Regions from separate parts of the Mus musculus genome. Here all the other regions are linked to region 1. The links are chromatin loops, found by intact Hi-C in ENCODE. Cell type or tissue: left cerebral cortex. All regions are shown on one strand. Region 1 holds the start of Nt5dc3 (5'-nucleotidase domain containing 3). Region 2 overlaps Stab2 (stabilin 2). Region 3 has its middle 7.8 kb from the start of Ascl1. Region 4 overlaps Nt5dc3 (5'-nucleotidase domain containing 3). Region 5 holds the start of Gm16271 (predicted gene 16271).

Region 1 (5,000 bases):
AAAGGCAGCCTGTCCCCTTAAGACGGTCTCGCTCATTGACAAGAACGGCTTGGTGAGACTCTCAAGGCAGAGTGTTTCTTCTGCTGAGCTGGACAGCAGAAAGGGCCTGATCACTTCCATCTGCCGGCAACCCCTGCAGCTACCTCATAATGTGGACAATCCCTGGAAGTCCATATCGGAACTCGTGTCAGAAAAGTGGCTCTTCCACACTCCTCAGTACTGCTTCACTCCTCAGAAGCCAGGCTTCCCAAGAAGATCTCAGATTGAATCAAAATTGCTGAAGACCTCAGATGACCCCAATAAGGAATAAAAATAATTTTGGGCTGTTTTGTACTTTGAGTTTTTACTCATTTCTCTTGAAAGGCGTATGTGTGTGTGTGGTACAAGTGTGCACACACGTGTTTGTGTGTAGGTCAGAGGTCGATGTCAGTGTTCTCGTGCTTTCCCCCTTATTTTTTGAGATCTCACTGAAACCTGGAGCTCGGGGATTCTATTCGCCTAGTAGTCAGTGAGCACCAGGGGGCTTCCTGTCTCTCCGTTCTTTGTGCTGAGGCCATAGGAACTGGCTGTCATTTTTTTATAGCAGTGCTGGCGCGTGCTCGCAAGCTCTTAACAGACTACGCCAGGTCCCTAGCACCTATTTTGGATTCTTTCATCAGATATTTTCTTTTAACTCTGCAGGAGTGGTCACTATCCAGGTCTGGGGATTCAGTTTTCTTACTCTCTTATAACGCTGTATCTGGTTTTAGTTACAAAGGGTGGGTTTCAAGTGATCCACGTTTCTATGGTAAGTACAACAATCGTGATTCCACAGGGTCCTATAGTCTAAGAGAATATATAGAAGCACTCTTACCAATCGTAATTTAAAAAAAAATTCTATAGTATATTTTGACTTAAAAATTCACCTAAGTAAAATTGATGATTGTTATCACCAAAACTTTTTATTAGTAAAAATAAGAAAAGATAGGAAGTGAAATGTCCTCAAGTCATAAAGGAAGCTTTTAATGACCAGAGCCCATGGATTTGATAGCATATCGATTTGCACATTTTATTGTCCTCCAATTTTATCACTGATCCATAAAACATTAACCTGTAACAGTTAAGGATTACTTTCTAGCTACCGTCCTCCCTACCACCCAACAGAAGAGGGGACTCAGCTCTGTGACGATAGGCAAGCAATCTCACCTCTGTTGTGCCTCGGTTTCATTGTGTTTAAAGGAGAGACGCGGTACGTTCCTTTTAAGACAGCTGGGAAGAGTGTATGCGATAAAATATACAGCCAGCTTTCTATTAATGGTTTTCATTATCAGTCAGGGACTAGCTCCAGTGTCATCACCTTCCACAAAAACATCTGACTCTTCCAGCCCACAACTTGAGTCGCTAATGCTTGGGGTTGTCTCACACTGTGCCTTGTCTGTCCTCTCATTATTCTAGCCATTCCCACTATAACCGCCCCCCCCTACTCAGTGGTCACCATGGGATACTTTGGGAATTTCTTGGGGCCCAGTGTTTCTCAGGTAGGTCTTGAATTGGTGATAGAAAGTCCCGCAGGAGCGGCATGGAATAAGTGCAGTTAAGCAAGTGAGTGGAACAGGTACCAAGCGTGCTGCCAGCGTGGGCAGGAGACTGCTAATCATGTCCGGAGGACCTCTCTGGAGGTGGGAACCCGGCTTTCCAGAGGCCTGCACTGTTAAGGAAATTTACATTTATCGGGAGTCTTCAGGGGCAGGATCTTGCAGACGACTTTAGACCTCGAGTGTAATCTCGGCCCAGCAACTCTTTAAAGGGCAACTCTTGGATAGGCCCAAGCTCAGCCTCAGGGCAGTCTCAGAGAGGCACCTGAGATCCAGGAGATACCTGCAGAAGCCTTTGACACGGAGTGGGTCGCATTCCAGAGACTGGGATCAGAGATGGATAGTGCGTACACTCATCAGTGCAATCAGAATTGGGGCCCGCCACGGAAGGCAAGAGGAAGGTAGAGCAGAGTCTTGCTGGCAGCGATAGGGTCGGAGATGAGTCATCCTAGCCCGTGTGACTTCAACCACCCTCCGCCCCCTCCTGCCTCGCGGGTCAGGAAGTGACCGCAGCCGACCGGGCGCTGAGCCCTGGCAGCTCCGGCCACGCCCAACCCGCTTTCTCTAAGGCCTCGCCCTTGACTCCGCCTTTGACTCAACCCAGACTCCGTCCCACTCCATTTCCACAGGCCCACACCTGACCCAGCCTCTAACTGGCCTAGGCCCCCGGCTCTGTCTCCCCAGGTTCGGTCCCTGACTCTGCCTCTGACGCAATCGAGATGGTCCAACTCATTCTCTCTCTAGACCCTATTCTTTACTCAGCCGGGGCATTCCTCTTTCCAACCAGGCCCCGCCCCTGACCCAGCTCAGGCCCCACCCATCCCGCAGCTCCTAGCCTAATCCTTGACCCCGCCTCCTGCTTCCCTCTAGAACCCGCCCACCTCCCCAGCCTCGCCCCCGGCTCCGCCCCACCGTGGGTGGTTCTTGGGCCGCGCCGGCACTTGCTCAGACGTAGGAACTGCCGGCGTGCGTCCCGGAGCCTCGCGACGCTGGCCATCCGTGCCACTGGCAGCTTAGAGGCAGCATGGCCACGGTGGCAGCGGCGGCCCGCGGGGCCGGGGCGAGGGCGGCGGCAGGGCTGCGGAGTTGCGGCGGGGCCGTGGCTCGAGAACGACCGCGCTCGGGCTGCGCTCGGCGCCTGTGCTCTGCCCCGGCTGCCCCGGCTGCCGTGGACATGAAAAGCTACCTGTGGGCGCGCTACCACGAGGCGAAGAGGAGCACGGACGGTGAGTGCGTGTCCCAGCTTGCGCCGCCCACTCGAGGACCCCTCGGGTCCCCCGCACCCTGCCTCTGTCGCGCGGCCCCCGCGGGGAAGGCGACTCTAAAACTTCGCAACTCTTTTTTGGCTTTCCCCCGCCGGGGAAGCTATTTCATACCTGGGGATTGTTAAATCTGGAGTGTACATCGCAAGTGCTCTGGGCCGCTGCGAGAGTTCCAAGGGCGTCGGTAGGAAGACATTCCCCCAAACACCGTTAGGTGTCATTCACCCTGGGAATGGTAGTAGCAGCCCAGCTTGCTGCCGCGCTGTCCTAGACAGGCTCCAGCGCAGGCGACTGGGTCAGGAGGATGAGCCGGTCTCCCTTTTGCAGGGTGGAGTAGATAAAATGTGCTGTTTGAAAGGGGAGGGTGGTCTGGTTATCCACCGCCCTCTGCGAGGAGAAGAGGAATACTTGTGGTCAGGTGAACTGAGAAAGAGCTTGGCTGGGCGGTTAGGGAATCGGAGAAGGAATGGAAAGAGGAACCAGATTATAATAGTATCAGGTATTGATGTCGACTCTGAATCGCCCATAGCCTCCGGAGGAGGGGGTCATGTCCATTATGTAGACGGGAAGGGCGAGCAAGGGGCCTAAGCAAAAACTGATTTTGACTCAGGGTCGGGAATCCATTGTCCTGTGTGTTGCTTTGTGCTTCTTGCAGTCAAACGTTTGGAACCTGGAGTAAAGGGCCAGTGAAGCACAGACACTGAAGCTGTCAGAGGACACTGGGATTTGGGGAGGGGGTGGTTTGGGGAGGGTGCTACATGAGGAAGGGGGTTGGTGAGGGAACGTTTTTGTAGGATTTCCATTTGCATCTTTGGCCACATGCCTGTTCAAGTGAAACAAAACCCACCTGGAATATCTTCACAACACATTCCGAGGTGTAAGCAATGGAGACTTCTTTGAAAGAGTGGCTTATTGGTTTTGGCCAGGCAAGTGTTTTGAGATGGGTTGTGTATTCCAGGCCTTAAAGTCATGAGTCTCCTGTGTGTTCTATCCTTCCAGGCGGGCGGGAACCACCATTCCAGGCAAACGTGTGTCCTGTCAGGGCCCTGTCAGCTCTTCTCTCTTGCTTAGTTTCCTCTTTCTTTTTGGTCTTTTTGAGACAGGGTTTTAAGGTAACCTTAAACTTGAAGCAATCCTCCTGCCTCAGTCTTTCAAGTGCTGGAGTTATAGACACGAACCACTCACTACTCCTGTCTTTTGTTTTTCTTTTCTTTTGTTTTGTTTTGTTTTGGTTTTTTTTGTTTTTGTTTTTTGTTTTTTTTAAGACAGGATTTTTCTCTGTAGTCCTGGAACTCACTCTGTAGACCTGGGTGGCCTCGAACTCAGAGAGATCTCATGTCTCTCTCCTGGAATCCTGGGATTAAAGGTGTGTGCCACTATGCCAGGCTATTCTGTATTTTTGGTTAAAAACTTTACTGACATGTATGGAGAGAATGAAATACAGAAACCCCTATACAATATTTAAACCCATTTGGCTGTGGGATTGGGACAATTCACACATGTCCTCTTGAGGAGTGAGCTATGGTTAAATGACTCAGTGTTTTGGTATGTACCTACTATGGAACAATACTTAACAATAAAAAGAAGAGTACCATTCATCTAACATACAAAAAAAATGTATATTTTAGGGAGTTACACTGTGGAGTGTGTCTGTGGGGTGGGGGTAGGAAGCCAGTCTCCAAAGGTTGAAGGGTAATTGCATCTTTAGAAGAAACTAGAGGTAAAATTTCTTCTCTCTTGATATTTTAGACAGGGTTTACCCCTTGTGGCCTGTGAGAATTAGAAAGGTCCTGAAGTTTGTTCACCCATACAGAAAATGGGGATATTACTGACGTGGTAGAGTTTTGGTATGGTGTAATGAGTCCCCCCACCCTCCCAGTTAGCCTCTGAGAATAAAGCAGTATTGGGTTGTAGACAGAGATCAGTCCTGGGGAGTGTCGGTTTGGGGTGCTAAGTCCGGAGCATGAAAAGCTGAGTTTCTTCCTCTCTGGCCCTTAGTTGCAGTAAGGGGATAACATAGCTTGGTGTTTCTTCTTCCTCTTCCTCTTCTTCCTCTTCCTCCTCTTCTTCCTCTTTCTCCTCCTCCTTTTTCTTCTCCTCCTCCTCCTTCTCTTCTCTTCTTTCTCCTCTTTCTTTTCTTCCTCCTCCTCTTTTATTTTTATTT
Region 2 (5,000 bases), 180 kb after region 1:
CATTTATTCATCCTTGAAAAACCCAGGATGTCAAGGAAATAAGGGATAGTTTTTTACATCAGTGGTTGTCTATCTTATCGCTAGTCTGTTAATCTATGGCAATGTCATGACCTGTCCTCCACTTCTAAATCTGCCTGGCAAGCAGCTGTCTCCACCTCCCCATCACTCCAGCATGGCCTGTCCCCACTAGGACTAGTCCCAATGCACCAGCCTTGTCTGTCCCTTTCTGCCTACTTGTATCTAGCAGATGCCCTGGGCTGAAAGAGGGCTGCCCTCAAGGACGACATGTACATACCCAGGATTGAGATGAAGGAAGTCAGCTGTCCTTGCCACATTCCTCTGGGTTCAGTATTTAATTCTCTGAGTCTCTGCATGATGTTTCCATAGCAGTTCAGGCCATCACCCACATAACCTTTCTGGCAAGTGCATCTGTAGAGAGGGTGAAATCAGATTCTCAAGGCCTTGGAGCTATCAAGAGTTGAGAGTACATAGCCCAACGCTTCATTTCACAGATGAGGAGAACAATATAATGAACAGGATTGGAGAGGCCGGGAGAACCACAGACTCAGTGAGCAGTCAAGTGTAGAACCTGGCTTAGGGTTGCCTTTCCAGAATGTGCTTAGATAATATAATGTGCACACTTATTAACACTAGGCAGCTTTGCATGTTCTTTGTAGAAGTAATTTCCAAAGTGTGGTCCAGAAAGCATCCACATCAGAATCACTCACGACATGTTTGCTACAAATGTCGACTCAAGGGCCTCAAGGACAGAATAAGCTACCCATGGTTAAGCATGATTGCCAACTTGATTGGCTGTAGAGTCACTTTGGAGACGAATCTATGGGCACGACTGTGAGATTATCTACATTAGGTTGATTGAGGAGAGGAAACCCATTTCAACTGTGGGTGGCACCATTCATGCGACTAGGATTATGTTTTGAACAAAAAAGAGAAGGGACAGGCCATAAACAAGCGCTCTTCACTCTCTCTCTTCTTCCAGGGCACAAGGATTCATCACTCTGCTCCTGCGCACAAGCATTCAACACTCTCTGTTTCCTGTACATAAGCGTTCATCAGTCTCTGCTCCTGCGCACAAGCATTCAGCACTCTCTGTTTCCTGTACATAAGCGTTCATCAGTCTCTGCTTCCTGTGCACAAGCGTTCATCACTTTCTGTACTTCCTGTACATAAGCGTTCATCAGTCTCTGCTTCCTGTGCACAAGCGTTCATCACTTTCTCTGTTTCCTGTACATAAGCGTTCAGTTCATCAGTCTCTACTTCCTGTGCACAAGCGTTCAGCACTTTCTCTGTTTCCTGTACATAAGCATTCATCAGTCTCTGCTTCCTGTGCACAAGCATTCAGCACTTTCTCCTCTTCCTGTGCACAAGTGTTCATCACCTTGCTTCCTGTGCACAAGCATTCATCACTCTCTGCTTCCCGAGAACACGTGTTCATCACCCTACTTCTTGCACACAAGCGTTTTTTTTTTCTCTTTCCTGACTGCAGCTGCAGCTGCCTCAGGCTCCTGGGCTGTGGCTTCCCCACCATGATGGGCGATGCTTTCAAACTATGTGCACAAGTAAACCCCTTTCTTAAGCTGCCTTTGTAAGAATATGTTGTCACCACAGTGGAAAAATTAGCTAACACGTTACAAAGGCAGCCTGCAGGCCATCCACATAAAATAAGTGCCCCCTGCTCTCTCCCTTCCTAGCCGAGGTTTCTTCTTCCCCAGGAAAGCCTCCTCAGAGCCCATTTCCATGCTGGGTCAGCTCTCATTGCATGCACTATCACTGTACTGTGGCCCCTCTTTGTAACGTTTTCCTGCTTGGTCTGGTTATGTGATAAATATTCACTTCCCTCTCCAGTGAGAGGAAAGGCTTTGAGTGTCTTTGTTCTCTGTGCTCACTCCAGAATGCAGAACAGGGCCAGGTGTTTAGGACACTCATAGTCAACAGTCACACAATAAATAGGAATCGAGTCAAATACTTATATTCCAGAAGTCAGACAAATGATATAAATTTAATGCAGTCATTCAGAGGTAAAGATGTGCGAGCCTCGGCTGGCAAATGTCTAGTGTGTTGATTGACAGCACTTGGCAACCTCAGTGTTTTATCATCGTATCTTGGCTAATTTCAAACTACTTGTTAACATGCTGTCAACAAGTCTGGGAAATCGCTGGAAATTTAGCACTCAGCTCTGAATCTGGGGGTGCTGGAGGCTGCCTGTCCCTGTTTTCAGAGTTGACAGCTGAAACTGTGAAAGTGTGAAGGAAGGTGATGTTAACTAGGATCCGGAGACAACGGAGAAATGAAACACGGGGAAGGGGAGGAACCTTCCAAGGAGGAGAGCTGAGGGAGCTGCAGGGTACTGTTCAGTTCTCAGCACAGCACAGAAGTGATGTGTTTCAGGCTGTATCCCAGAGAGTAACTGTACTCTCATGCACTCAGCTGTGTATATAGGATAAACCTCTGAGAGCCCTGTGCCTGGACCACAGCACGGATCCTTTAGATCTCTCTTCTCTTCTCTTCTCTTCTCTTCTCTTCTCTTCTCTTCTCTTCTCTTCTCTTCTCTTCTCTTCTCTTCTCTTCTCTTCTCTTCTTTCTTTCTTTCTTTCTTTCTTTCTTTCTTTCTTCCTTCCTTCCTTCCTTTCTTTCTTCCTTTCTTTCTTTCTCTCTCTTTCTTTTCTCTCTCTCTCTTTCTCTCTTTCTTTCTTTCTTTCTTTCTTTCTTTCTTTCTTTCTTTCTTTCTTTCTTTCTCTCTTTCTCTCTTTCTTTCTTTTTTCTGCCATTTTTGTTCTGTTCTCCAGTCTAGCCTTCACTGAGCCTCAAAGGGATTTCCTCCGAAGAGAGAATCCTGTTAGCAGCATGTTCCAACCCTCCTGATCCCTTTCCCTTACAGAGTAATATGTAAGACTTGGGTACCTGCTGCCTGCCACAAACCCCAGAAGCATTAAACTGATATATGTTTTAAATAGGATCTCGCTATGTAGTCCAGGCTAGCCTCCAATTCTCAATCCTCCTGCCTCAGCTTTCCAAATCCATACCATTGTGCAATACCTCCCTATGCTTCCTTTTAAAAGGCATTAATGGTCGGTTTTCCTCTGACTGTTTTTCCTATTGGCAGTTTTCTGGTCGTTAAGTATGGCACCGATTAATTAAGGCGTGGGAGCTTACTGAGGATTGGAGCTCTTGGAGGTGATGCAGTCCTCCCTGTGGAGATTCAAAGTCTCAGTGCAAACCACACAGGCCTCACCAGGACTCCATGTGGAACTCTTGTCAGCTACTGAAGATCCTTCTCTCGCCAAGTCCTTATGAGGCCAACGGTCTGTCTCATGTGAAGTGAGAATCCCGTTTTAACGGCCTCAGCGTCGAGGAATGTAGGAGACATAAATATTTTTAATTTTTCCTTTAAACCTCAGGCCAAAGTCCAAGTCGTTCTGGGGACTGTTTTCTGACTTGAATATTCTCAGTTTTCTGTGGCGCATTCAGAACCTCTTTGGTGCATAGGGTTGTTGTTATTTTTTTAATGTTTTATTTTGTTTTTATGGAGTATAAACATCTCTTAAGGCTTTGAAAGCACACATAGCCATTTGCACTTTGTGTTATTGGTTGACATTGGTGACTGTGGATGCTGTGTGGGCTGAGCTAGTGTAGGTTTCCAGGAGACGTACACCACGAGCTTCCTTCATTTCTTCCTTTCCTTCACTGATTCATGTGTTGCTCCAAGCTCTCATTCATCCCATTGGTTCAGCCAGTGACACATGTTTACAGGAAAGGTGAATAGGATGTAGTTTTGTTCTAGTTGGACATAGAAATCAGTAGCAATTGTAATAACTAGAATTTATTGATAACTCATAGGCCAGGCATTAGTCACTGTGATATCTATTTTAACATAACAACTATAGGATGCGATCTATACTTAGCTTTATTAAATTGCTTTTAAGTGTCTAGTTTTTAAAAAAGATTTATTTAATTATTTATTTATTTTATGTATATGAGTACATTATAGCTATATAGATGGTTGTGAGCCATCATGTGGTTTCTGGGAATTGAATTCAGGACCTCTTTGGCCTGAAGATTTATTTATTATTATATCTAAATACACTGTAGTTGTCTTCAGACACAGCAGAAGAGGGCGTCAGATCCCATTACAGATGGTTGTGAGCCACCACATGGTTGCTGGGATTTGAACTCAGGATCTCTGGAAGAGCAGTCAGTGCTCTTAACCACTGAGCCATCTCTCTAGCTCAACTGTCTAAAGTGTGTGTGTGTGTGTGTGTGTGTGTGTGTGTGTGTGTGTGTGTGTGTGTACAGGGAAATGTCTGATGAGGCCAGAGGTGTCAGATGTCCTGGAGCTGGAGTTATGAGTAGTTGTGAGCTGTTGGACATGTATGCTGGGAACTGCACTTGGGTCCTCTGCAAGAACAGCATGTGCTTGCTGATCCATCTCTCCAGCCACTCCATTTTACGTATTATTTTACATATGAGAGGTTACATAGCTCAGTGAAGATCACACAGCCTGGAGGTGCTCATCACAGAGCTGGTCCATGAGGACTAGAGAAGTGTATAAGGAGCTCCGGAGAAAGATTGTAGTGGAGGATTGGTGGTGTTGCCCCTGGGGGAGGAGACACCAGACTGGCATCAGAGGATCTCTGTGTGTGTCCAACTCAGATGAAGCAGGTGTACCATTCAGTTGGAGGATGTTCCAAGTGGAAGAGAAGGCAGGAGGCATGCAGTTGAGAACATCATGGCACAGAGCAGTGCTCTAGACTGATAGGTTGTCCTTACATTCTTATGTTGAAATCCTAATCTCTAGAGTGCTATGCTAGGAACTGGGGACATAGGTTATAAGGTAGAGCCTCACCAATGGGATTAACACTTTGGAAAGGGACCTCAGAGCACATGCTAGCCCTGTTTCTACTGTATGAGGATGCAATGAACAAGAAGGCCCTGACCCTTGATCCAGAATGTCTCTTACATTCACTACTGTTGGTTATACT
Region 3 (5,000 bases), 710 kb after region 1:
GTGTGCAGTGTATTGCCCCCTTTATCTTCATAGCAGCCTTGTTTATAATAGCCAGAAGCTGGAAAGAACCCAGATGCCCCTCAACAGAGGAATGGATACAGAAAATGTGGTACATTTACACAATGGAATACTACTCAGCTATTTTTAAAAATGAATTTATAAAATTCCTAGGCAAATGGATGGACCTGGAGGGTATCATCCTGAGTGAAGTAACCCAATCACAAAGGAACTCGCACAATATGTACTCACTGATAAGTGGATAATAGCCCAGAAACTTAGGATACCCAAGATATAAGATACAACTTGCCAAACGCATGAAATTCAAGAAGAACGAAGACCAAAGTGTGGACACTTTACCCTTTCTTAGAAATGGGAACAAAACACCCATAGAAGGAGTTACAGAGACAAAATTTGGAGCTGTGACGAAAGGATGGACCATCTAGTGACTGCCATATGCAGGGATCCATCCCATAATCAGCTTCCAAATGCTGACACCATTGCATACACTAGCAAGATTTCGCTGAAAGGACCCAGTTATAGCTGTCTCTTGTGAGACTATGCCGGGGCCTAGCAAACACAGAAGTGGATGATCACAGTCAGCTATTGGATGGGTCACATGGCCCCTAATGGAGGAGCTAGAGAAATTACCCAAGGAGCTAAAGGGAACTGCAACCCTATAGGTGGAACAACAATATGAACTAACCAGTACCCGGGAGCTCTTGTCTTTAGCTGCATATGTATCAAAAGATGGCCTAGTCGGCCATCACTGCAAAGAGGGGCCCATTGGGCTTGCAAACTTTATATGCCCCAGTACAGGGGAACGCCAGGGCCAAAAAGGGGGAGTGGGTGGGTAGGGGATTGGGGGGGGTGGGTATGGGGGACCTTTGGGATAGCATTGAAAATGTAAATGAGGAAAATACCTAATTAAAAAAAAAAAAAGAAAAAAAGAAACAAGAAGCTGGGTTATGTTGGAAAGCCTATAGAATTTGGAGTTGGCAAATCTGAGTTTAGAGTCTGTCTCTGTCACCACCTGTAGCTGTAACCAGGGATAAGTTATATCGCATCTCTGTGACACACGGTTTTACACCTAGAAGATAATACTAATATATACACCATATGTTATAATTAAAACGTGGTCTTATGGGACGGCTTCAATCATAAACAAAATACGATGCCTGGCGCTTGAAATACACTCAGTAAATGTGATGGTCCACACCTTTAATTCTAGCACTGGAAGGCAGAGGCAGGCAGATCTTTGTGAGTTCAAGGCCAGCCTAGGCTGCATTAAGAGTTCCAGGACAGCCAGGGCTACACAGAGAGACCTAGTCTCAAGGGGTTGGGGGGAGGGGATGAACAAGACAAAGGAAAAAAATATAGTCTTTCATACATATTTTAATCTTCTCTTTATAAAACAAACAGGGCTGTCTCAGCTTCCCTGAGCAAGAGCTGTCTACTTACAGGACCCTACTGTGACCTCTCCCTGGCACCTTGAGGAGAAAGCAGAAGCCAGCAACATCCCACACACCTAGGCTCTAACCAAAACAACACTCCTGCGAACCCCAGCTCCTTTGGCTTGCAAATCTTTGCTCCTTTGGCTGGCGACTTCAAGGGGTGGAGGGCCAATTCGCCATGGCGGTTTGTCCGTGCAGCATGTCTGACAGGCTGGGCGAGGAAGGCGTTAATGTTTTCTGACAGGCGACCTCTAATTGTGGGAGCTTTTCTTCTGGGGCTTTCTGTGAAATTCTGACTTAGGCAAGCAGCATAACGAAGCGCTAGGGCATTGAGCAAGGGCTTGCCCTACACTGAGCTGGGGAGCTTGGGGTGGGGGTGGGGGTAAGGGTGGGGGGTGGGGGTGGTCCAGGATTATTCATGAAGACTTTTCATCTGGTTTTGTCTTTTAACTAACCTTTGAGTTTGATCAGAGGGCTGGCCGGCCTCCCTTTCTCCAAAAGCCCTGCTGGCACCTGGACAATGGAGACAGACTGTTTTTCTAGTAAAGAAAGATAGCTGGGGTGGGTGAGAGGGGGACAAGGGCTAGCTGTGTGGACTCTGAGGGGAGGGGACAGGCCACCATTACTTCTGTCTGGGTCTTCTGGATAGGAAAGGTTGTTGACAGAATTCTCAGCCCCCCAACACTGAGGCCACGGTCCTGTCTGCTGCCTCTCCCCTCTCAACAACTCTATCTCAGTGGATGCACACAGTGGTCTGATTTTCCCCATTGGCGTCTCAAGTGCCAGGTTTTTCTGCAGCAGTCTTCTCTTGCTCCCTCTTCCCGTCCACCCCACTTTCTTTCAAAGGGCTTATTGGCTGGAAGCCGCTCTAATTTAGAGACGTGTGATTTTGCTGTTGAGATTTTAGACCGGAAATGGTGGGAGGCGGGGGAGATAAAGAATAAGTGAGAGGAGGATGGAGAAAGAAGGAAAGAAGAGGTGGAGTCGACAAGGACAGTTCCTGAAAGACGTAGCTGAGGTGGTTTGGTCCTGGAACAGCAGAAGGACAGGTCCATAGGTCTTTTCGCAGGGACAGGGGTTGGGGAGATGGTCACTAAGTGCCTTTGCTTCTGGCGTTTTGTCTCCTGCATCCATTTCTGTGCAGGACAGTTCAGACTCTGGACCCAAACCTCTACTCCCACTTTGTAGAATGTGACTCCCTTAAAGGAGCATGGTTTGGCGGCTTTCCTCCAGCTCATCCCCAAAATAGCCCAATAGCCATCGCATCAAAAGTGGCTTTGTGAGAGGCTGGCCGCCTGCAGAGGGGCGCACGCCAGACGTTCTGGGAGCTTTTCCCACTGGGCTCTGCAACCTCTCTTCATTTTCGGCGCCCTTCTTCATTTCTTCCTCTCCCTTTCCTCTCTCTCCTCTTCGTCTCTCCAATCTCTCCTTTTCCTTTCCCTCTCTCTACTGTCTCCCTTAACCTAATTCATTCAATGTGGGCCTCACCTTCTACCTATTCTTCCTCCTCACGCCCCTCACGGCCCCTTGCGAAAGGGTTCCCAGTCTGATCTCCTTTTACCTGGGCTCCTACCTCCCTTCCCCACGCCCTCTGGATCAGGTAGCCCCAGCGCGAGCAGCTGACAGCAGACGCATGCCTGCAGCCAATCAACGCCCGGATGCGCAGCGGCTTGAATAAATCATTAAGCCCGACACGCGCTCAGGCTAGCGCTGCACACTGCAACTTGCTTCCTGCCATTAACCTACACACCCTCTTTTGTAACAACCTAATCTTGCATACAAAGGAAGAACGCATATAACTCGGACCCGCGCTAGAGCCAAGCCAATCTCACATGCAGCAGAGAAAGAGCATTGGGGCGGGGGGGGGGGTGTCAGGAAATCTATTTGCTTCCCTACCGTTGCCTCCTCCATAACCTGGAATTTCTGCGAGAAATTTGAAAACAGTCATGTCTCGGCCCAAGAGTAGAGGGACGTTCAGAGAGACTTTAAAGCCATAATGAAGGGGAAATGCACGCGGTCATTGGTTTTAGTACGTGGAAAAAAGACTTCTTAGTGGTCTTTTTTTAAATGCTGCATATATTGACGACTCAATCTATGACAATAAAGTCCTAGAGATACTGGCTATTTACTAACATTTCATCATTGCCCACCCCCCCTTTAAGTAAGTGCTTACTAGGTCACATAGCCAAATGACCATGAGGCTGTAGGTGGCTCCACCTGCCTCAGCTTTTGCTCACCTTACCTAGCACCAACTCTCTACCGAGCTCAAAAAGATCAACCTGAAAGGAGCCGGTTGAAAGACAGCCATTGGCATCTCTGAGACCCTTTCTTTAGTATTCATCCTTATTAGAGCTATATTATACTCCACTGCCATCAAATGTGTAACTAACTTCTTTTCCAAACTTGCAGATCTAAAGAGATGAAGTAAGATTTTCAGAGATGATGTTGAAGAGAGTTTGTGTCAACCTTAGAAAGACTCCTACTTGAGAACCCTAAAAAATCTCACAGGAAAGTTATCCGTCCATTTGATCATGAGGCACAATGGTTAAGAAGCAGTCAGGGGCAGAAGAGGATTTGCCCCGTAAGGGGCAGATGAGAAGAGTTAATAAAGAGACAGAAATACATATGGGTGAGGGCAAGTGAGCCTGGAGGGGTAACACCTGAGCAGTAGAGACCAGTAAAAATGGGAAGCCACTGATAGTAACCTCTGAGCCTGCAAGAGGAAAGATTGTTATTGAACATTAAAAAGTTGCATCTGTGGCAGAAACAACAGTTGACAAACTGTGGCCTTGGATCAAGGAGCCTCCACTTCCAGAGCAAGTGAATAAGAGAATATGGATTCCCCCAACCTGTCTCCCTTTCTAACTCTGTACTCTTTTCTGGTGCCTCTCCCTGGGCAAACCTAGCAGGAAAGCCAGAGAGCTCCAGTGATGAACTCTATGGTAGGTAGCTTGCTAAGACATGGGGCAGAAAAAGACAGAGACTAACTCTGAGGATTAAAGGTAACAGAATGCGACAGACACATCAGTAGAACACTGCAGATCACCCGGATTCTTTTCTCTAAACAATTGTTTTCAGGCACTAAAGTGTCGATAATAAACAAGACAGAGAAGGTCCTTGTTCCTGGGCATGGCACTTACTTCTGCATACACGGCAAGTCACAGTGCAATCACGCAAAAAGCAAAAACACAAGGATTTTCACATTCGTGGTTAAATCCTAGGAAGAAACAGAAGGGTAGATAACTGGCAGGTGAAGACTGGATCACGAGGACTGCTTCTTGGGGGGTCATCCAAGCTGGAGTTTCTAAGAAACTTTGATTCTTCTTTAACTCTTAGATACTGTTCCGTGTGGATAGTTGGTACAAATTCAGTCTAAACAGTGATTTACACAGGTTTGGTTAGTTGTCAGGATACCTAGAGTGGGAAACAAAAATCATGCAGGCATAATATATGTATTGGTCTCGTAATTTCTACCATAAGGCTAGTTATCAGATCCCTGTGTATGGTTTAACGGACTTGCTATGGATACTGAGGAATCAGGTTGTTCCT
Region 4 (5,000 bases), 50 kb after region 1:
AAATCGATCTTTGGTATAGGTATGCACAGATAAGAAAAACAGTGTATATATAGGGTTTGATGGTGCCCACGATTTTAGGTTATAAGGGTTTGGGGACGTGCCCTGAGGATAAGGAAGGTGGCTTCTGCCTGACCTGCACCCTTTCTGTGACTGTGCATCTGATCAGACTCACAAGTGACCTGCATGTCATGGCTGTAGTGACCGAGTGGCACATGGCTCTGGAAACAGGTTTTGTTTATTTTCCTTTCTGGCCTATGGAAAATGCTTGATGGCTAAGAGAATAGGTAGCCTTGGTTAAGAGAATGGGTAGCCTTGACAATATTTCTGTGACATATGGAATGAATTACACAAGACTTGGTTAGGGAAGTAAGAAAGGGGAAATAGCACGTATATTTCTACCCTGGTTTTATAGGAGAGAAAACTGAGGCTGAGAGAGAAAGTAACTTTTCATTATAGAGTAGTCTGTAGTATGAAGCCATGTAGCTGTGAAGTCTGACTGACTGAAGGTTAGACCCTTGTGCTCATTTCCTCCTCTCGGCTCTCTGGGACAAGCCTGAGATCACAGCCTGCACATGTCCATCCAGAGATTCCCTGAGCCCAGTAGAGAAATCCCTGATGCTGGCCTCACTCTGGTGTTCGGCCCTCTGGTCTTCACCTGCCTGGTCCCCTCAAGCTCTGGTGCATTGACGCCCTCATTGGTACCACATTTCAAGGGGTGGGCTGTCAGATGAGTGTCTTTTCTCACTGCCCGGCCCTCAGCACCACAGCCCCAGTCTGGAAAATTCCATTATCTAGAGCGCTCCTGTGGTGGTTAGTTTCAGAGAATGTATCCCATTATTAAGAAAACATGTCCTGGGAGATTGGGTTTAATTTGAGGAAGAGCAGCAGAGTCATTTGGAGTTAAGCCTGACGAGTTACGCAGAAGAGTAGAAGTCTCTCCTTGGTCGTGAAGTACGTTTAAAATGGGTGTGGCTGCTGCTAGGAGAGCTGGTGACTTGTGGGCCTTTGCAGGAGGCCGCTCAGACCGCATACGGGCGGCAAATTTCTTTAAAGGCCAGGAAGCGGATATTATAGGGTGTGTGGGCTCTGGACTATGTCATAAGCACTCAGTGTTTCTCAGTACAGCCATTAAGTAATAATAAATATTTCTAGGCAGTGGTGGTGCATGCCTTTTATCCTAGCACTTAAGAGGCAGAGGCAGAGGCTGGTGGGTTTCTGTGAGTTCGAGGCCAGCTTGGTATACAGAATGAGTTCCAGAATAACCAAAGCTACCCAGAGAAACCCAAACCCAAGACCAAACCAACACCAACATCAACACCAACTGAACAAAAAGTACTATTGTGACTAATAACTTAGACCCAAGTACTTTAAATAGGCTTGATACTTGAGGATTGTTTGACAGTGTCCCTTGTAGAGAAGGGATGGCACACGAGGGTAGGTTTTCTCTCATGGGGACAAGCACATTTGATGCTGGTGCCGTGGGTTCTGGTGAGGAGATTGCTGGTGCGATGCAGTGATGGAGAAAGCCCTGGAGGGTAGGTGTTAGGGTGTCAGAGCCAGGCCCAGGAAGAGCTCTCTCAGGACAGGCACAGAGCAGGGTGGCCCTGCCCTGGGAAAGCTGCTCTGTATTTGCTCGGTCGTCTGTGGTCACGGTCCACTGGGTCCCACCATCGTCCTTGGGCGCCCTCTAACTTCAGGACCAGGGCTTACCTGTTCAGTGGATGAAGATGCCAAGTGTGGTGTCCTAAGTTCAGTACTGGGATTCTCAAAAGAGAATCCATCCTGCAGTTTGCCTCTGACCTCTTGTCTCCTCATGCTGACACATACATGCCCTCTCCCCAAGTAAATAAAGTGTACAAGAAAAACAAAAAACTTAAGAGAGTCAGGACTGGTGGTAGAGAAGCAGAGGCAGCTGACACGCGGTCTCCCCCATCTCTGGCAATGCTGACCTGGAGAATGGTTCTTGGACTTGGAACTTGAACTTGGATCTTCCAGTCGGCTCTTTCCATCTACAGAGCCTGCGCTGGGTTCACCTGAGGGCTGGGAGTGCAGAGGAGAATTTGCATGGCTTCTGGCAGCTACTCTGAGAAAGAGATTAGTTTTGGCACTTCGGCAGGCTAGTCACCACCCTGGAGACTTCCCTCTTGCAGGTGTGGCTCTGTCTCATTCACACCAGGCTGCTGTCAGTCTGTCATAGACCAGTGGCTTAAGTACCACCTGCTTCCTGCAGTTCCCCGACTGAGGTGCCAGCTGTCACTGTTGGTAAGATCTGGCCTCGTATGGTAGAGAGGTTGGAGAATTCTGAGGTCTCCTTTATCAGGCCGTGGATCTCATTGGTAAGAGCAGTCCCACTCAAGGAGTTAATTACCCCCCTAAGGCCAGACCTTCTAAGACCATGCCTTGGAGGTAAGCATTTCTGCTTAGGAATGTCAGAGATATAAGCACCCTATCTCTAGTGAGCGAGCTCCTTCCTGCTTATGTGAGGTCCCAGGGGCCTAGTTTATGGACTAGGATGGAGTGGTGGCCAGAGGTGAGGCTGAAGATTGGGTTGTCCCGGGGTTTTCTGTGGCCTGTTCCCACAATGGCTGCCCTCTTTTTGCCTGTTGTGTCTTCAGTATCTGGCACAGGGAAACCTGGAATTCAGTGGGCACTGAATGAACACAGGCACACATGCATGCACACATGCTCAAGCACACACACACACACACACACACACACACACACACACACACACACACACACATCTCTTCCCCTTCCCCATATTTTGCATGTCTAGAAGTTCCTTGAGGTACCCTATGGATTTTAGCTCTAGAGTCTGTGGTGGGTAATTTGTTAATGTAAAATGTGGACACCAGGGCTGTAGAGATGGTTCAGGAGTTAAGAGCACTGGCTGTTCTTGCAGAGGTCTCAGGTTAATTCCTAGCACCCACATGACATCTGTAATTATAGTCCCTGGGTATCTGATGCCCTCTTCTGGTCACCATAGGCACTACATGCATGTGATAGGCACAGACATACTGCAGGCAAAACACCCATGCACGTATAAAATAAATGTGAACCCTAACTAAAAACATGTCTACAGAACCCCTCTCAGAGCTCACAGTGGTGCAAGCTCAGGGCCCTGGTGCTGCAGTAGAGCACAGATAGGATATTGTCAGTGTCAGCTACGTCCTGGGTGGTGACAGATACCAGGCAAGAAATCCAAGTCTTGGGCTCAGCCGCGACAGGTTTTGTCTGGCTGACTATTGAGCTGGGCAGCAGATCTTTGACTGTCAGATGGGAAGCACGTGGTCTGTTGTATAGTCTTGTCCTCTTGAGTCCTAAGATTGCCTAAGGTGGTGAATTGAGGCAGCACCATGTGTCCCCTGCAGTTGTAAGTCCCTGACTCTGGTTGTTTGTGTGCCACATAATGGCTTGTAGGGTCCTGTCCATCAAATTTTTTTCCATCTGCTTACATTTTGACTCCTCAGAAAGTCATATTTCCCTTCCATTGAAGCTAAAGTAACATTAAGGGATATAGAAACTAAGACTGTTCCTCTCCTGTCTCGAATTAGTTTAAAACATGCTCATTCAGTGCTCATTTCCAGCTGTCATGGGCTTAGCTAGAATCTGTGGGTGTACTGCCACGCCCACCACGCCCACCACCCCCTTCTTGCCCATTTCTCAACCATTGCAATCTTATTCAGGGAGGAGAGGCAGTAGGTATCATGAAATGTATATTTAGAAAGAACAACACTATCAACCAACCAGACCCCCACAGAGCTCCCAGGGACTAAACCACTGACCAAAGTGTACACATGGGAGGGCCCATAGCTCCAGCTGCATATGTAGCAGAGGATGGCCTTGTCGGGCATCAATGGGAGAAGAGGCACTTGGTCCTGTGAAGGCTTGATGCCCCAGTGTAGAGTAATTCGAGGGCAGGGAGGTGGGAGTAGGTAAGTGGGTGGGGGAACACCCTCATTGAAGCAGGGGGGATGGGATAGGGGCTGGGGGGGCGACTGGGGAAGGGGATAACATTTGAAATGTAAATAAAGAAAACAGCCAATAAAAAATAGATGTAATGGGCACATCACATTTCATATGTGTATGTAATGTGTTTATATATAACATTTAATAAGTTTCATGTCTTCATAATTTTCTATTTTTCTTGATTAAGCTACACTTGTCTTAGAGTGGTGTATGTGCACGATAGTGTTCGCACACCTCCTCATTTGTGTGAGGTCAGAGGATATCTTGCGGGAGGTGGTTTTTTTCTTTCAACAGGGAAGAGCTCAGATCAACAGCCTTGGTGGCAGGTGCCTCTGTCTGCTGCACCCTCACTCCAGCCCTATGCTGGCTGTCTTGTTAGGGTTTCTATTTCTTCAACAAAACACCATGACCAAAAAACAAGTTGAGGGGAGGGTTTATTTGGCTTGTGCATCCAAGTCGCTGTTCATTACCCAAAGAAATCAGGACAGGAACTCAAGCAGAGCAGGAACCTGGAGGCAGGAGCTGATGCAGAGGCCACGGAGGGGAGCTGCTTCCTGACTTGCTCCTCATGGCTTACTCAGCCTGCTTTATTATAGAACCCAGGACCACCAGCCCAGGGATGGCTCCACCCACCATGACCTGGGCCCTCCCCCATCCATCACTAATTAAGAAAATGCCTTAGAGCTGGATCTTATGCATTTTCTCAGTCAAGGTTCCCTCTTTTCAGATGACTTTAGTTTGTGTGTCAGGCTGACATAAGAGCAGCCCACGCCTTAGGTTTCCAGTACTGGACAGCTGGATCTTCTCTGTGTGTCAACAAGCCAGGCTTTCACTGGGGAAAGTGGGTACTTCACACAAGTGCCCAACTGTTAGACTTAAGGAGGAGGAAGGATTCCTTCATGAAAAGTTTCCCATTAAATAACTCTTACTGCTAACGAGTGTGTTTGAAAGCAGAGCCCTGGAAACTGTTGGCTTATGTCCCTGCAGGTCCACAGAGACGCCGAGTCACAGCTGGTTTTACAGGAGTGGAA
Region 5 (5,000 bases), 190 kb after region 1:
TTCCTTTGAAATAGGGTCTCTCACTGAACCTGGAGCTTGGCTTGTAGCTGGTAAGCCTCAGCTATCCTCCTGTCTTTGAGTCCTACAGTGCTAGTGCTGGAGTTTTCTCTCCTTCTCCTTCTCCTTCTCCTTCTCCTTCTCCTTCTCCTTCTCCTTCTCCATCTCCTTCTCCTTCTCCTTCTCCTTCTCCTTCTCCTTCTCCTTCTCCTTCTCCTTCTCCTTCTCCTTCTCCTTCTCCTTCTCCTTCTTCTTCTTCTTCTTCTTCTTCTTCTTCTTCTTCTTCTTCTTCTTCTTCTTCTTCTTCTTCTTCTTCTTCCTCTTCTTCTTCCTCTCCTTCTTCCTCTCCTTCTTCCTCTCCTTCTTCCTCTCCTTCTTCCTCTCCTTCTCCTTCTCCTTCTCCTTCTCCTTCTCCTTCTCCTCCTCCTCCTCCTCCTCCTCCTCCTCCTCCTCCTCCTCCTCCTCTTCCTCCTCCTCCTCCTCCTCCTTCTTCTTCTTTTTTTTTTTTTTTTTGAGACAGAGTTTCTCTGTGTAGCCCTGGCTGTCCTGGAACTCACTTTGTAGACCAGGCTGGCCTCGAACTCAGAAATCCGTCTGCCTCTGCCTCCCGAGTACTGGTATTAAAGGCGTACACCACCACGTCCGGCTAGTGCTTCTACGTGCACAAGCCACACTGGGTTCTGGGTATTCAAACTCAGGTCCCCGTGCTGACACAGCAAGTACTCTGAGATGCTGAGTCCTCTCCCCAGTCCTGGAACTTACTTTTAACCACAACAGCCACTAAAGGGCAGCTAAGCAAAGATAGTGTCACGGAAAAAAAATGTAGCATGATCTCATACGAAATTATGAACTGACCCAGGCTAGTAGGTCTTATGGCATTGGACAGGTGTATCTTTCCAGTCTCCATGTTTCTCCCAGCAACTTAAATAATCCAAACATAGCTCATGGCTTTGATGTAGTATCCTGCTTTATGGCTAGAGAACCATAATGTCAAACCATTGGGGTTTATGTTTATTTCATATAGAAGTTGGCATTAACTAGTTTAGGATCTACCAAAATTTATCCAATCTCAACATTCAGGTTATTTCCACCTTGTTTTCTCTTACAAATGCTATGCCATGGATTTATTGGTCTATAAATTCTTATCTAACCCTTCTCAGCCCTCCCCCTTTTCAGGGTAAATTACAGCATCACCCTGTAAGTCTGTGTTACAGTTGGTAGGTTCCTCCGCCTTAGCTGGTAGGAACCCACACCTTTACTGTCATAATCCATTTGCAAATGGAGGAATAGAATGGGCAAAAAATCATACCAAACAAAAGCACCCTCCATCTGATTTCCGCCTGGCTGTGTGTGTGTTATCGCAGTTACTTGTGGGTTCTTGCCCTGTGCTTATTGCTGCTTTTCACGTCTGATTCTGATTATTTGCTCTTAGGTCTATTTTTAAAAAATACTCCTGACATTAAAAAAGTATACCTGCCATGAGAATTGCATTTTTTTTGTCCCAGTCTTTATCTTATGGCTTGACAAAAATTATGCTTCACTTGGAAGCAAATTTGACATTCCTTCCATGGGAAGCTCTCTGGACTGGATCCCTGTCTTACTGAGAAGGTTTGCTCACAGGTCTCCTGGGTGGTAATGGGTGGTGTCAGGTGGACAGAGACTAGCTGAGGTCACAGAGAGGACAGCACCCCACCTGGGGTTAGTGTGAACTTTTTTCACAGGTTTGCAGGGCTGTGTTGAAAAGACAGAGGCTGACTGGTATATGTACTGGCCATATCCACAGTACATACACACCTTGGGCTTCCAATACAACGAGTCTGTCCTGCGTGGAATCCAAACTGTTCTATATTTTTTTATTCCATCGGAGACTATAATCCAGAGGGTCTGTTGAGTGACCATTTTGATTATTTTAAAAATCATCTCAGCTTCTAATTCACTCTGTGGAAACTGCTTTGCCATTGGCTGAGCTAGGACTGGGAGAGGCCTTTAACAGGGAGGTCAAAAGGGAATTTCTCTTTTCTAGACAGAATTAAGGTTTGCCAGTAGAGGGCGCTGGCAGTACAGCGTAGCAGGCAGGAGCGACTGGGCTGCAGGGTAGAGCGCTCAGTGGGGTGCCTCTTTTGTTTTGTTTTGTTTTTGCTGTTGCAGCTGTCCACAGGGCTCAGTGGGATTTCTGCCGGGCTGTGCACCCGGAGTGCACCGGTCTCATCTTTAAGGTCAGCCCCCCTGATTTCACTCACCCCTGCTCTTCATCTTCTAACCAGACCTAGTGTCATAGACTGTAAATAACTTCCCATGGATCCCAATGCTTTGGCCCCCATTTCTATTTGTCATTTCTGTGCCCTTGGGTAAGTAAGTCACCTGGCTTTGGAAACTCTGTTTCTGCCGTCGTCTGCGTTTGTTAATGAGTTTTTATAACTGAGGCGATACTTTGTCTTCTTTATGGACTGTCTACTGCCATGGCCCCTGTTGTCCTCCCAGCCTGAATACTTCGTTCAGTACCCCGCCCTTCATGCTGCCTTCGGCTCAGCCTTCCCTACAGCACGGCTCTTGCCAATCATCCACCCACTGCCTCCCCCCTCCCCCTTGCTCTTCTCTTTACCTCTTCTTACAATGTTTGCCTAGTTTTCGGCTCCCTCTTACGAAACATTTGACAGTCCATCAGCTCCAGTGGAGCCCCAGTAACAAACAGAAAAGAAAAAACACATCCCAGCATCTCTTTGGTCTGGTGTAGTGGGTGAAGAAACACTTACGCTTGTCACACCTGGGCCCCCTGTACGCAGACAAGCACTCACAAGTTCCGTCACCACTGATCCCGCTGTTGCACACACCATGGACACAACTGCACACTGTGGGCAGAAAATGAGGGTCTGTCATCATCTGATAGGGGTTCTCCTAAAGATCCTGGAAGGGTAACAGTCTCAGACAGCCCTTCTGTCTGTCTGTCGGTCTGTCTGTCTGTCTGTCTGTCTGTCTGTCTGTCTGTCTCTCCATGAGGTAGAGGAAACTCCCAGAGAACCTAGCTTAAATCCTGGCTATGTTTTTTTCTTTTATCCTAGTTGGGATTTTCAGAGTGTAAGGCAGACAATGGTTCCAAGGCTAACTGAGCATTAAGTAAGGATGTGGCTCTAAAGCTTGCTTGGCATCATCATGGACACTGGGCTTCTCTTTTCTACTGAGCTGTTTGCTACCCCGTTTGACTTGGTGTCTTTGTATGAAGAAGAGAGCTTCCCATGAGGCTGTCCTTGTGGGTGGCTGATATCTCTGTAAGCAGATCTTGCATGTTGAAGGCAGTGCAGGGAGTAGAAATGTAACAACACAGCAGGGCTCAGAAAGACTATGCCCTGGTTTCTGCTAAAAATAGATGGCTTCTCAGCCCAGTGATAGGTCAGGGTTGGCAAATGAAGGGCCTTTCACATAAATGGTCAAAGCTTCTGCATCCAGCTGCTGGCTCATCTGTTACACGGTTCACTAACAAGCTAGCCAGCAGCATACTGAAGCCAAGACTCCCGCAAAGCACAGAGTATGAGGTTTCTGTTGCCGCTGTAACAAACGGTCCTGAAGAGGAGCCAGACACAGTCCAAATGTATTTGACGGTTCTGGGGGACAAAATGTCCCATTAGATTAAAATCAAAGTCGCAGTAAGGCTGTTCTACAAGAATCGCGTGTTTCTAGATTCATGACCCTTTTCTCCACTTTCATGTGAAGTGCCAACTTCCTCTCATGCTGCTGTCTCTATGGTTACCTCCTCCACCCATGCTGGACCCACCTGGGCAATCAGAGCAATCTCCGTCCTGGACATCCTATTTGTTGCCTCACTGTCCCTATTCCTGTTCAGGTCCTTTCCAGTCTTCCTCTAGAAGCCACTGTTGCTGAAGCATTCTAGTGCACTGTCTCCAGCTGGTTGCCAGCCCATCCACTCTTGTATTTTTGCACATTTGTTTTCTATGTGTATAAGATGACTCCTGTTTGTTCCCATTCATCTTTGTAATGTAGCCAGCAAACTCAGAATACTGTAGTAGTCAAGTTTCCAACCTCAAAGAGCTCATGGAAGGAAATAGCTAATCACAGCACAGTGTGATAAATGTTACCACCCTATGCATCAATGGGAGCAGGCCAGGAAGAGGTGGGGTGGGCACAGGCTTCATGAAGACCACTGCAGGGGGAAGGAACACGTTCATCCTGAACTCAGCCCTCATCCCTCACACATGTATCCTGTGTGTCCAACACTCATGCACCCTGTGAGTCCAGCACCCACGAACACAGTGTGTCCTGCACTCGTGCACAGTGTGTCCTCATGCACCCTGTGTCTTCATGCACACAGTGTGTCCTCATGCACACAGTGTGTCCTCATGCACAGTGTATCCTCATGCACCCTGTGTGTCCAGCGCCCATGCACCCTGTGCGTTGGCTTCTCTACATCCCTTTGGTGTGGCATGTGAGGTCCCCCTCATCCTTCAAGGACATTTCACTTCTATGGTGCCATCCCAGGAGTCCCAAAGCAGACTCTCTGCTCCTCTGGGCTCCAGCAGGGATGGAAAAATTCTAAAAGGAGTAAAAGTTCTTGACTCTGAACTTTCAGCTTTCAGAACGAGTTGCCCAGTTTGAGCTGCCTTGTTACATTGGCCCCCAAAAGCTAATACGCGCATTTATCTTGATTGAGCTATTTCTTTTCTTGTTCACTTTTGCCTCTGAGGTATGTCCCTTCCTCTCCTTGCCCAAGACTGGACCTGTGCTTGCCTTTACTGGCCACTTGTTCTCTCGGGCATTTTGAGGTTTAATGCGACATGATACAGGTGAGACATTATTAATCCCACTTTACCAATGGAAAAATTGGGAGCTAACTAGCAAGTGCTTACTCACAGAGCTGAAGCACTTGATTTGTCACAGCCATCTTTAAATCCTGGTTTTTGTTTGTGGTGGTGGTGGATTTTTTTTCCCTGTTTTAGCGAAGCACGTTAGCGTCTACCGATGGCTGCAGCGCTTGGAAGAGCCAAGCTCTG

The links. A loop is a pair of places that touch in the nucleus more often than their neighbours do. Peaks named below come from ENCODE experiments on the same cell type or tissue, not always from the same donor. Only the 100,000 strongest peaks of a DNase experiment are listed, where the experiment ranks them.
Region 2: it touches region 1 in a loop (1.9-fold over the local background); 9 of 42 quality-filtered maps call a loop at or near these places.
Region 3: a loop joins it to region 1, with 4 times the contacts of the local background. A loop is called at or near these places in 2 of 42 quality-filtered maps.
Region 4: it touches region 1 in a loop (2.3-fold over the local background); 9 of 42 quality-filtered maps call a loop at or near these places.
Region 5: it touches region 1 in a loop (2.5-fold over the local background); 9 of 42 quality-filtered maps call a loop at or near these places.

What each region holds. Positions count from the first base shown.
Region 1 is chr10:86,776,512-86,781,511 of GRCm38, forward strand. It overlaps Ttc41 (tetratricopeptide repeat domain 41), which reads left to right. Exons shown (of 16, transcript NM_001003910.2): 16 at 1-332. The coding sequence ends at 310. It overlaps Nt5dc3 (5'-nucleotidase domain containing 3), which reads left to right and starts at 2,494. Exons shown (of 14, transcript NM_175331.3): 1 at 2,494-2,800. The coding sequence starts at 2,599. In left cerebral cortex, a CTCF peak has its summit at 3,048; DNase peaks (open chromatin) are centred at 2,163, 2,419 and 3,003; H3K4me3 peaks cover 3,164 bases; H3K27ac peaks cover 1,825 bases.
Region 2 is chr10:86,959,889-86,964,888 of GRCm38, forward strand. Stab2 (stabilin 2) reads right to left here. Exons shown (of 69, transcript NM_138673.3): 10 at 296-429. Among named protein-coding and RNA genes, the nearest start is that of Gm16271, 9.8 kb to the right of the region's middle. In left cerebral cortex, no CTCF peak of the experiment used is centred here; a DNase peak (open chromatin) is centred at 2,239.
Region 3 is chr10:87,483,347-87,488,346 of GRCm38, forward strand. No RefSeq gene overlaps it. Among named protein-coding and RNA genes, the nearest start is that of Ascl1, 7.8 kb to the right of the region's middle. In left cerebral cortex, no CTCF peak of the experiment used is centred here; DNase peaks (open chromatin) are centred at 2,342, 2,739 and 3,081; H3K4me3 peaks cover 1,142 bases; H3K27ac peaks cover 1,239 bases.
Region 4 is chr10:86,826,744-86,831,743 of GRCm38, forward strand. Nt5dc3 (5'-nucleotidase domain containing 3) reads left to right here. Exons shown (of 14, transcript NM_175331.3): 13 at 4,957-5,000. Among named protein-coding and RNA genes, the nearest start is that of Nt5dc3, 50 kb to the left of the region's middle. In left cerebral cortex, a CTCF peak has its summit at 2,977 (motif pointing left); a DNase peak (open chromatin) is centred at 4,828.
Region 5 is chr10:86,970,087-86,975,086 of GRCm38, forward strand. Stab2 (stabilin 2) reads right to left here. Exons shown (of 69, transcript NM_138673.3): 6 at 2,751-2,846. It overlaps Gm16271 (predicted gene 16271), which reads left to right and starts at 2,055. Exons shown (of 5, transcript NR_165263.1): 1 at 2,055-2,213. In left cerebral cortex, a CTCF peak has its summit at 2,036 (motif pointing right); DNase peaks (open chromatin) are centred at 2,057, 2,605, 2,813, 3,131 and 1 more place; H3K4me3 peaks cover 194 bases; H3K27ac peaks cover 648 bases.